2 separate regions of the Mus musculus genome follow, and region 2 is linked to region 1. Evidence: chromatin loops called from intact Hi-C (ENCODE). Cell type or tissue: gastrocnemius. All regions are shown on one strand. Links, peaks and the distances in the headings refer to the core of each region. The heading gives the core; the rest is flanking DNA.

Region 1 (6,092 bases), core at 836-4,835:
GGTTTTGGTGTGGTAACACCAGAAATGGACATGGATGTCTTAGAGGTGTTGATAACCACTTTAGGTTGACAGGACTGGAAAGGGAAACGCCTACAATTTTACCTTGAGTAACTGGATAGCTGTTGCTATGGAGACAGTGACTTGATGTGTAAAGTGGAAAGCTGATGTAGACTGGGAGACAGAGGTAAGAAGTAACCAAACCAGTGAGTGCGAGCCCAGAGCCTAAAGCTCTGGCCTGACCGCAGAGCAGGCTGAGGTTGAGAGCTGATCGGCATAGAAATGCTGTTAAATCATGGAGTTTTGACTAGGGGAAGAGTTAGACCTGAAGTTTCAACTTTTGAGATTAAGCCTAAGAAGGAAGCAAGCCAAGCAGATGAAGAAGAGACTATGATGAGCCCTGACAGTAATGCAAGCGAGGGTCTAACTCCATTTTAATCCCCCCGCCCCCCATAGGGTTGCGGTCTTTGTTACTGGGTGTTAGGATTTTCAGTGCGCCCGGGAGAGGTGGGGAAAGGGATCATATAGAAACCCCTATCTGCCAAGAAAACACCAGGACGTGTTATTCAAAGCCCTAATTCACCAAAGATCATATTTTTCTGATCTTCCTAACAAGCTTTTAGGCCAAGTATATTGTTTGTCCAACTATTACCCATCATTCCATTCAGCTGTGCTTAATACATTTGTCTTTTAACTCTTTCAGCAAAGTGGCCTGGGTAGCTGCCAGAACTGGCAGAGTTCCAAGCTCGGGAAGGTACGGCCAATCCCTTCGAGCCGTTACGGGCATTGTCAGACGGTTGCTGTGGTGGCTCGCCAGGACTGTTCCTTGAAATTCCAGTGTTCAAATCCCAACGGGGTAGGCATTCAGGAGATAATTGGATGAAATGAAGTGTAGTAGCACCCATCTAGACCCTAGTACCCTGGAGGCTGAGCCTGGACCATCTGAATGTGAGTTTCAGATTAGCAGGGCCGCGTGGTAAGACTCTGTCTCAATAAATGAAACAAGTAAATAAATGTCATAAGGATAAGGCCCTGCTCCAGTGGGTCGGTGCCTTCATTAGGGGAAGAGAAGACAGGAGAGAGCTTGGTTTCACCAGTTTTTTTAGTCCCATGACTGTCTGATCTCTCTCTCCCTCTCCTCCCTGTCTACCTTGTGAGGACACAGTGAAAGGTCACCCAAAGCTCGAACCCTGAGCCAATTCCCCTGCCTCAGCGCTCTCACTGTATTGCTTCGAGAGCTTCCTAGTCAGGTGCTGCAGTTTGCACATTTGCTCCTGGGAAGCCGCTACCTCCATGCTGTGTGGGAACCCAGATTCACACCGCCTGCCGAGGAACCCAGGCTGCAAGCAGTCAGCTAGCCACTGCTTCCAGCCTCAGGCTTTCTAGTCAGTGAGCTGAGACCCTGGATACCACAGAGCAGAGATGTCTCAGCTGCGCCAGCAGCTAGCGCAGAGTCTGGGAGTCAGACAGTGGTTTTCTGCTGTTGCATCTTATGTTTGACCTGGCATCCAGCAGTCAACATAACTAGGACATCAACTAAGTCATGAAGTAAGTCAATGTTACGGAGCAGGACGCGGCCTCTCCTCCCCAGCACAGGCCTGTGCCACAGTGTGCAGTTAGGAATGTCAAGATCGCCCCATTCTCTTCCTCAATGGTGGTATTGCTTTTCTTTGGTATCTTAGGGTTTTACTGCTGTGAACAGACACGTGACCAAGGTAACTCTTATAAAGACAACATTTCATTGGGACTGGCTTACGGGTTCAGAGGTTCAGTCCATTATCACCAAGATGGGTGATCACCAAGATGGCAGTGTCCAGGCAGGATGGTGCAGGAGGAACTGAGAGTTCTACATCTCTGTCTGAAGGCTGCTAGGAGATGACTAGCTTCTAGGTAGCTAGGACAAGAGCTTTAAAGCCCACAGTGACACACTCCAACATGGTCACATCTCCAAATAAAGCCATTCTTAGCCTGCTTGCATATATCTGTACACTGTTATGAGCCTGGTCCTAGCAGAGGTAGAAGGTAGATGAGAGTATATCAGACCCCCTGGAAGTGGTGTTACAGATGTTGTGAGCCGCCATGTCATTGCTGGGAATTGAACCCTGGTCCTCTGAAAGGGCATCCAGTGCTTTAACCACTGAGCCGACTCCCCAGCTGCTGTGCACTGTAATCTTAGTCAGTTACAAGCATGTATGTACCTTATTAATGTCTCTGTGCATGTGTCATGACATACATGTGGAGGTCAGAGAGCAACCTTGTAGATTGGCTTCCTTACCACCTGGGTCCTGGGGATTGAACTCCGGTTGTCCAGGTTATCAGTAAGTAAGATCTCTCTGGCCCGAGATCATGTTTTACAAAGACTTAGTCCATAACAAATCCTAAGAACTAGTGTCGATGTAGACTCTGGAGGCTGATTTGAAGAGTGGAGAGACCACACCCAACTCGGTGAAGAGGGTGAGATTTTCATATCTGAAGGTAGATTACCCCTGGAGTCTCAGCAATAAGGAAAGGTTTAGAGGGCTGGGACCTATGGGACATTGTAGTGAGCTGGGATTTCAGTCTGAGGACATGGGAAAGCCCTGGAGTTTCGTCAGCACAGGAAAGAAAATGAACAAGTGTAGCCTTTAAGAGCCTTTAAGCTTTGTCGTGTCAGGAGCAGGTTGAAGGGAACCCATAATGGAAGCCGACCAGGTTTGTTGTTAGGAGACATCAGGAGAGATGGTTAGCAGATAGGGCCAGATGGTGGCAGTAGAGATTCACAGTCATCCTTAAAGACCTGGAGGGTTTCATGTAGCCCAGGCTGGCCTTAAATTTCGCCTTCCCTCCTCCCTGCTTCCCCCTTCCCCTCCCCCTTTCTTTCTTCTTCTTCTTCCTCCTCTTCTTCCTTTTCTTTCCTCCTCCCTCCTTCTTCTTTCTCCTCCTCCTTCCTCTTTCCTTCCTCCTCCCCCCTCCTCCTCTTCCTCCTCTTCCTTCTAGAAGTGGCCTCAGCAAGTAGTCGTGGTCACCCTGGACCTCACTATGACCTTGGAATCTCAGGTCTGCCTGCCTCTGCCTCCTGAGGGCTGGGATTGAAGGTGTGCGCTGTCATGCCTGGCTTGCACTCAGCTTCAAAGGTCACTTTGTTTGGGTTTCCCCACAAATATTGGCTGTGAGAACAGATACAGGAGTAAGGGGAAAGAGACCCCTGTAACGATTGGAAGACGCACATCTTTAACTTACACAGGACAACTGTTCAAGGGTGGGTTTAAGGGCTTGAGATAAAGGGTTAAAACTGAGATGCCTTACAGTGGAGATGTCGTTAATTAGTAAAGAGTGGACCAAGCAGGATGGAGATCTGGACTGGATAACTCGGAAGGGTTGATATATGGCAATACTTTAATCTTCCTTCTCTCCTTGTTTGAGATAGGGGTCTTACTATGTAGCTCATTCTAGAGTGGAACCCAGCCCTCCTGCCTCTGCCTCTCTAATGCTGGGATGACCATTAAATACTTCTGGCCTTTTCTCCTTCGAGAGGCTCAGTTGGACAACAGGAAACTCAGTATGTGTGGGACTTTGTTCCCTGACAGCCAGGGCTGCTCATTCTGTATGAAGATGCCCCAGCTATGGCTTCCTATGAGTGCTGTGAATTTCAGCTCTAAGGGGTCACACTGAGCTCCATCTGTATTTGTGTGAGATCGTTTAAAAATAAAAAGGGTTGGAAGATCCCATTCCTATGCCCAGCCTCCCAACCCCCGTCCCTGACCAGCTACCTAACCACTGTGGTTTTTGGATTGAATCACACATATCTAAAACTTAAAAGATGACGTCCATATGTAAGGGGAAATATGGTACTTATCACTTTGGATCTTTGGTAACCCAGATGACATGACATGGAACCTGTACAAAATACTGCGTAAGATGGCCAAGAACTGGGCCTAAATGTCATGAGCCTAGGGGAGACCCCACTGCAGTACAGTGGTTCTTAATGACACATTTCTATACCATAGCTCACAGACTAAGCCCTCATCAAAGAAGCTGCTGCTCTGAGTAGATGGTAATTAGCAGAGACCCACAACTGGACAGTGTGCAGAGAGTGAGTTTGGAGCACTTAGCGCTAACTGGGAGGCCTTTATCGAGACCCCTTCCCTCGGGCTGGAGAGATGGCTCAGCGGTTAAGACCACTGACTGCTCTTCTAGAGGTCCTGAGTTAAATTCCCAGCAACCACATGGTGACTCAACCACATGGTAGCTCACAACCATTTGGGGATCTGATGCCCTCTTCTGGTGTGTCTCAAGACATAGACAGTGACATAAATAAATCTTAAAAAGGAAGAAAGAAAGAAAGAAAGAAGACCCCTTCTCTCAAGACCCCTCTATGCAGAAGAGGAGGCAGAGAGTCAGAGCCAGAGGTGATGATCCCAAAGAAACTGTTTCTAGACACCATAGAACTGATGTCTAGAACACACATGTGAACTCAGAGCCGGTGACAGTGACACAAGGCCTGTGTAGGTTCAAACCAGACAACATCCCAGCCCTGAGGAAGGAGAGCAGACAAAAAGTCCTTCCTACTCCTAACCAGGAAGATACCCATAACTGGTATTTTCTGGGACACACAGCTTCCTCAAATGGAGTGTCATTGGGTATGTCAACAACACAACTGGGCAGATTCCATGTGCTAACACACGTACACACAAACACCCCACGTCCTTTTGTGAGATCTCTGCATACTGGCTGGTTTTGTGTCAACTTGACACAGGCTGGAGTTATCACAGAGAAAGGAACTTCAGGTGGGGAAATGCCTCCATGAGATCCAGCTGTAAAGCATTTTCTCAATTAGTGATCAAGGTGGGAGGGTCCCTTGTGGGTGGTGCCATCCCTGGGCTGGTAGTCTTGGGTTCTATAAGAAAGCAAGCCGAGCAAGCCAGAAGAAGCAAGCCAGTAAGTAACATCCCTCCATGGCCTCTGCATCAGCTCCTGCTTCCTGACCTGCTTGAGTTCCAGTCCTGACTTCCTTTGATGATGAACAGCAGCATGGAAGTGTAAGCTGAATAAACCCTTTCCTCCCCAACTTGCTTCTCGGTCATGATGTTTGTGCAGGAATAGAAACCCTGACTAAGGGGCTGGTAAGATGGCTCAGTGGGTAAGAGCACCCGACTGTTCTTCCGAAGGTCCAGAGTTCAAATCCCAGCAACCACATGGTGGCTCACAGCCATCTGTAACAAGATCTGACGCCCTCTTCTGGAGTGTCTGAAGACAGCTACAGTGTACTTACATATAATAAATAAATCTTTAAAAAAAAAAAAAAAAAAAGAAACCCTGACTAAGACACTGCGTTTTGCCTTACTGGTTTTCTTTTTAGTTTGCTTTGATTTTAGCTTCTTATGAAGAGAGAAATTGGACGTGGGGGTGGGGAAGATCAGGGAGGAGAGAAAGAATATGCTAAAACTTTATTGTACAAAAAATATTTTCTCAGACAAGATGTTTGGCTTTCGATTCCATTCCTGCCATGGAATTCCTAACACCCATAGGACAGAACAGCAGTGTTTTATTCATAATGAACATCTTCTGTTTGTACCAGACTTCATGCTACTGAGGTAACTTTAGGATGAGGCTGCTCACCAGGTGCTTAGACCTCCAGCCTACCTACTTCCGGGAGGTTGGGGGGCAGCTGGGATGGAGAGCCTGGGGTGCACTGAGGGCAAGGGAGCCAGCCCCAGGCCTGCCTTCTTCACCCATGCACCTCTTCCATTTGACTGATCCTGAACTGTATCCGTCACAATAGAATGAGCATTAAAGAACGTGTTCTGCAAGCTATCCACAGCAAGCACGGACGTGTACGTGCACACCCACGAAGAACTGTTAGTGTAAGAAACAAGGAAGTCAGGATTTAGCATAAAACCCCTTTATTCAGTGGCCAGGTCCCAGTGAGTAATGTCAGTATTGGCTGGATGCTGCTGCTGCCGCTGCTGCTGCTGCACACTCTTAAGAACGCAGAGAAGTGTGTCACCGAAAGCTCTTTACTTGGAGTGTGGAGAGTAAAATAAAACCGTTTGTTCTTTGATAAAAATCTTTAAAATAGAAAAGTGAAAAGGAGGAAAGAAGAGAAACCTCATAGC
Region 2 (6,092 bases), core at 1,208-5,207, 150 kb after region 1:
CAGATTATAGATTTTTATTTGTTAATGTGCACTTGTGTGTGTGTAGAGACAGAGTTGAACATGTGCCATGCCACACATGTGGAGGTCAGAAGGTAACTTTAGGGAGTCAGCGCTCTCTGTCTACTGTGGGTCCCGGGAATTGAACTCAGGTCCTCTGGCTTGCACAGCAAGTGGTTTTGCCCACTCCGCCTGTCCTGCTGTGGACAGATGATGTGATGAAGTCACACAGTCTCATGTGCTCCTTTGTGACTGTCTGCTGCCACTCAGCAGTGATCTCAAGGTTCACCCAGGCTGTCGCGCACCCTAGCTTGAGTCTTTTTATTTGTGAATACTAGTTCACTGTGGGTGTATAACACTGGTGTCCCCACTTGTATTTGTGCCTGGAAATGGCACATAATGTGTCTCCTCTAGTTATAGCCACTCAAGACACAAGATGAGAGAAGAAAGCAGCAGAGAGGAGACAATCCCTTCTGGGCTCCCCTCCCGTCCCCTCCCATGGAGTGACTCCACAGCTAGAGCTCAGATTATCCCCCTCCTGTTGCTGCTGTCAACACAGGTTGACAAGACCTTAAGCACTCCGGGATCTTAGTTGGATGGTTGATGAAACAGACACAGGAGCTCACCACCAAGTGGCAGAGACTGTTCCTACCCTTCTCCTCCTGGCTTGGTCTCTGCTCAATGTTCAGAGCTTTACCAAGGAGCCAGCATTGCATTTGGAGGGGCTCAGCTAATATTTATGAGTTGCTTACTGCACACTGAGCAGAGCGCTAAGGGCTAAGTACTAACTCCTATTATCCTCACGCCTCTCAGCTAACTGCTATGATTATCGCTGCTTTAAAATGAGGACAGAAATGCACAGAAGGGAGAGGTAACTCACCTACGACCATAAAGCTGGCAATAAAGGCAGTGCCACAGAGGGCCGACTTCGTGCTAAGCAGCTTGACAAGGCTGTGTATTAACTCATTTTACTCTCCAGCGACCAAGGGAGGAGGGAAGGGCTACCTACTGTCTTATTACAGATAAGAACCCAGAATGTTGAGGACCGTGCCCAGAGAGCAAGTGGAGGACCCAGGAGGAACCTAACTTGGAGTCCGCACTGGCTAACATTACTCTTAGCTACTTGTGGTCCATGACTCTCCTTTCTTGCCACTGCTTGATTGAAGGCCTTTTTTCCCCCCTGACATATGATTGGATAGCCAAGTCTAGAGTAGACAAGACTGTTTGAGAAACAAAGCAATTGCTGCTTTTCTTCCTGTAGGAAAATTTTCATGATGAAAGTAACTATTATCCCATTTATTGATCATCTTCCGTGCTCCAGGAGCTGCACTGTGCAGTTTGTATGCTCTACAAGGGAGGCATTGCTCTTTGACTGTTTGACAGATAAGAGCATTGTAAGGCAGAGAACTCGCCCGACTTGTCTGAGAGCTAGGATGCTAAGGCCAATGTTCAGTGTCTCTGCACTGCTCCACTCTCTTTTTTAGAGCCATAAACCCTTCCCTCCCACTAAGTCAATAACATCTGGACCGCCATACCTCTTCTGGCTCTCAATGCCTCACTCACCAATGGCTCCCAGAGCGACGAGTGGGTTCTTCTGAGGGCTGATTTGCTTGTCATAGGTCTGCTTTCCCATACGTGGGCAGTGCTGTTGACCAGCCAGATGCCATTGAGGGCAACAATGTATCAGAGAATGGAAGTGACAAAGAAGGAATTCCATAGACTCTCCCCGAGTGAGCCCTTGTCAGGAAAAAAAGAAAATAAAAAGGAAAGAAGAGTGATAACAGCACCAAGAGCCATGGAATGTTGCTAACAGGCATTTTGACCCAGGGGCCTTCTCCCCCCCCACCCCCCCCACCCCACCCCCCCGCCTCTCTCTCTCTCTCTCTCTCAACCAAGCCTTCAGAGCTTCCTCTCTTAGGCCTGTTCTGAGTCAATATCTTGCTGTTGACTAGAGTTCCATGGGCCTCTCCTGTTCAAGTCTCACAGTATAGCTAGGACAGCGATGCCCTAGTCAGGACTTTGTGCCCTAAAGCCTCCCATGGCCTGACCTCCCATGACTGCAACTCTGGTGCACCATTGAAGTGGGCCTGCAGCCTGTAGGACTCAAGCTCTACTCTGTGCCTCTGCCTCCTCCTTGTCAACTGGTCAAGAAGCTAGCTACCTGCCAGCCAAGGCTCCAGTTCTCAAAGCTCTACCCTGCTGCATCCTGTGTAGAGAGAGCGCCTGCAGCATGGCTTCCTAATACAAGAAACACCAGTTGTGTGCTTCGCCAGCTCGCATGAGCACATGGGCGGTGGTGGCGCACGCCTTTAATCCCAGCACTTGGGAGGCAGAGGCAGGCGGATTTCTGAGTTCGAGGCCAACCTGGTCTACAGCGTGAGTTCCAGGACAGCCAGGGCTACACAGAGAAACCCTGTCTCGAAAAAACCAAAAAAAAAAAAAAAAGCAACTTACGGAAATGAACATGCAAAATCCAACCCAGCCGCAAAACCCCAGACCCTTCTCATCCTGACAAAGCGGCAGCGAGCCCAATTGCAAAGCCGCAGAGCGTCCTTCCGGGTCCTGCGAGACTTCTGTCCTTCCACCCTGGTGTAGATTACAGGAGGGATCCCAGGGACCATGGGCAAGTCAAAGCGGGATGCTCATGTGCTGAGTCTTTATATCAAAAACTGCTGTTCTCCAGAACTGTTTCAGAGTCTGCAAATCCACCCCTTGTGGCCCAGATCCCTCCCCCACACAGTGCCAGCCTAGAGCAGCTGCTCTGCATTTAATTACAGGCCTTGGCCTCTGCTCCTCAGGCCAGGCCCAGCACGGAGATGGCTTGCTAACTTCCTTCCTTAATGACACTCAGTCTGAACGTCCTGCCAGCGGCCCACAGACAATCTCCTGATGCCCCTCAGCAGGAGATCCCAGCTCATTTCAAACTCCTTACTTCCATCAGTAGAAGGGAGAAAGGCTGGAGTGGGGCCATTGGTATCGTCTGGCTTTTTGCTAAATGGATTTTTTAATGTTATAAAACATCACAGAGCATTTAACTACTCCACTTGGCTACTTCCTAGCTATGTGGCCCTGAGTAGATTATTTCCTTGTGTTGAGCCTCAGCTTTCTCTTGTGTAAGATGCTGTACCAACAGATTTATTACATGTCTACCCTATGCCAGGTTCTTCCCTCAGCACTGAGACTCCAGTGAAGTCGACAGACAAACATCACTTCCCTTGTGGAACAAAGGCAGCCCGTGTGTCTGATAGGAAAGACAGATGCCAACCAGTGTAGATGAAACACAGAGTACCTTAGTCATAAATACATGAAAAACAATGAAGTAGAGGACAATATGATGTACTCAGGGTATGAAATAGGCATCTGGGGAAAGTCTAACCTGTACTATGGCTTCAGTGAAGACCCATTTGGCTAAGTATGTTGGAGGAAACTCCAACACAAGGCTCTGGAGACATCAGGGAACCATGGGAGAAGACAGTGGATGAGGCAGGTGATGGGACCAAGGGAGATAAAGGGAGACCAAGGGGGACCAAGTGGGAAAGAGGTCTTGTAGGGACTGTGACAGAAATCTAGGTCACAAAATGTGGTCCAGGAGAGAAACAGAAATGGTGATTAGGAGTGGTTAAGTTCTAGATCTATTTGAAAAGGCCAGTGACTAGATTTGTTTAAAAATTAAAAAGCCTTGATGTTAGAACGAAGAGATGGAGTCAAGGAAGACAGCAAAGGTGCAGATGCTAGCTGACATGGTGGAGGGGAAGAGGAGCAGCCCTTGAGAGCTTAGCCTCAGGACCAGGAAGTCACAGGCGCCGGCTGTAAATTTAGTCAGGGACTAAAAAGCAACTCGGGCAGGAAAAGGTTTGCTTTATCTTACAGCTTGCAGGCTAGCATGGAGGTAAGGAGCTAAGGCAGGAGCTCAGGGCAGGAACCTGGAGGCAGAAACTGAAGCAGAGAGCAGCTGTTTACTGGCTTGCTTCTCAAGGTGTGCTCAGCTCTTTTCTTAACTACCCCGGGATGCAGATGCAGTACCCACAATGGGCTGGGCCCCTCCCACATGAAGCATTAATCAACAAAAACGCCCCTTGGACACACAACAAGCCAGTCTAGTGAACAGTTCCTCAACTGATATCCCCTCTTCCCAGCTATGTCTAGGTTTGGATCAAAGTGACAAAACTCAATTGTAATAAATGTTATACAACACTGTGAATGGACTTAAAGCCATAGAAGCATGTAATTTTAAATAGGTAAAATGGGGCTGGAGAGATGGCTCAGTGGTTAAGAGCACCGACTGCTCTTCCAGAGGTCCTGAGTTCAATTCCCAGCACCCACTTGGTGGCTCACAACCATGTGTAATGGGATCCGATGCCCTCTGATTGCATGTCTGAAGGCAGTGACAGTGTACTCATATCCATTGAAAAAGGAAAGATAAGTCTTAAATAGGTAAAATAATAAATATTGTCATCTCTATCATCACAACAAAAAAGAAAGACACAGGGAACTATTTTCTACAACATAAAAGGCACAGGGACCAACATGGTTTCTTGTTTCCCACAGTGACCCCTGTTCCACCATCTTTGGCTATGACCAGAGCCTGTGAAACAAAACTGACATCTTCCACTGACAGATCAGGAAGCTGGACAGCGCCTTGAAAATGTTACGGAGCCCAGGTGCTAACTGGTCTGGTGCCTTCCTTTGTTTAAGCCAGTTGAATGAGGATTTTTCTCAGAGAACCTAAAAGCACACAGGAGGGACATTGTCATAGGCCACCTCAACCCCTTCTTAGACTGAAGAGCATCTCATGTCCCAGTTGCGGGCAGCGCTGCCACTGACAGAGAATCACGTTCCCTAGGTACTTACTGTCCCTCCATTCACTGAAGGGCTCCTGCAGGCCCAGCATGGCACATGTGGCTGTAGCAGGCCTTGACTTGCTCACACACACACACACCCCACTCCCTCTGCGTTGCTAAAAACCATTAGATTACATTCCTAAAGCGAGGCTGACCACCAAGGTCCAGCTAGCAAAGTACTGAAGTCAGTGATCAAAGGCCCCTTTGGCTCACCTAATTAACCTGTGCAATCAAACTTAATTAACTCATCCTAACATGGGGTTTCCCTTCTTACCTTTATAAACCGCCATTTCCCTATGGGCCACGTCTGTCCTCTCTATTCAGAGGCAGTCCTTAGTCCCTTCAGGACAAATATCCCTTCCCCTCTCCTTGTTTACTTCCCCATCTCCCTCATCTTCTCTCTCCTGACTTTGTCTCTTATTCCCTGCCCTTGGTCCCTCTGAGGTAAATTGATCTCCTTTGTGCTGAGAACTTGGTCTTGGTCTTGTGCAGATACCATCCCCTCACAGATGACACTGCAGTGAATAAATGAAGGTGTGGACCACTGCCTGCACCTAGTCCCTGTAGTGTTGGTTGATTCTGCCATCACACTGAGCAGAGGCCAGCTTCTCCTCCCGTCCATCCCTACTCCCACAGCATTCCTACTTCGTGGGCACTGATCCTAAGGGTGCTCTCAAGTGAGCTTCCTCTGAACTAGCCTCTGAGGTGACTGCTGGGTAACAATTTGCTATAAGATTAAGACATTCCATCCTGCAGGAAGCTCCTTAAGCAGGAAGGTAAACAACTCGAAATAGCTTCAGGAAGTCCCTGAAACTGACCAGATTTACCAAGCCCCTCCCAGCGTGAGCAAATAAAAGCTGAGAGTTGCTCTCAGACAAGCCAAAGTGCAGAGAAGACTCTCAGACTAGATAGACTAGCTTGCCTGGAAGAAGCAGAAAACAGCCAAGCCACCTTAAAGAGATTTAGACCAATTGATGTACCTATAAAGAGCTCTTCAATCCACTGAGCTGCCTACAGATGGTACAGTGTGCTCCAGGTCCCCAGCTTTGTGGGTGGGCTTTGACGGTAGAGCTGTCTTTCAGTTATTTCTGCTCCTATAAGTAACCCCTCACCTACACTCCTGTAAGTAACTCCAATAAAACTTACTGATTCACCAAGCTGCACTTTGGTCTGTTGTGGATCTCCTATCTGGGGTGAGTAAGCACATGTGTTGTGTCTCCCCGGGAAAAGTTTTGTCACACAGCAGGCGACTAC

The links. Hi-C counts contacts between places; a loop is a spot of excess contacts. Peaks named below come from ENCODE experiments on the same cell type or tissue, not always from the same donor. Only the 100,000 strongest peaks of a DNase experiment are listed, where the experiment ranks them.
Region 2: it touches region 1 in a loop (2.9-fold over the local background); 8 of 42 quality-filtered maps call a loop at or near these places.

The regions. Positions count from the first base shown.
Region 1 is chr5:100,072,010-100,078,101 of GRCm38, forward strand. It overlaps Tmem150c (transmembrane protein 150C), which reads right to left. Exons shown (of 8, transcript NM_001382851.1): 8 at 5,863-6,092. It overlaps Tmem150cos (transmembrane protein 150C, opposite strand), which reads left to right and starts at 5,953. Exons shown (of 5, transcript NR_045993.1): 1 at 5,953-6,092. In gastrocnemius, for the core only: a CTCF peak has its summit at 2,745 (motif pointing right); a DNase peak (open chromatin) is centred at 2,738.
Region 2 is chr5:100,224,243-100,230,334 of GRCm38, forward strand. It overlaps the pseudogene Gm8091. Among named protein-coding and RNA genes, the nearest start is that of Gm36304, 9.5 kb to the left of the region's middle. In gastrocnemius, for the core only: no CTCF peak of the experiment used is centred there; a DNase peak (open chromatin) is centred at 2,821.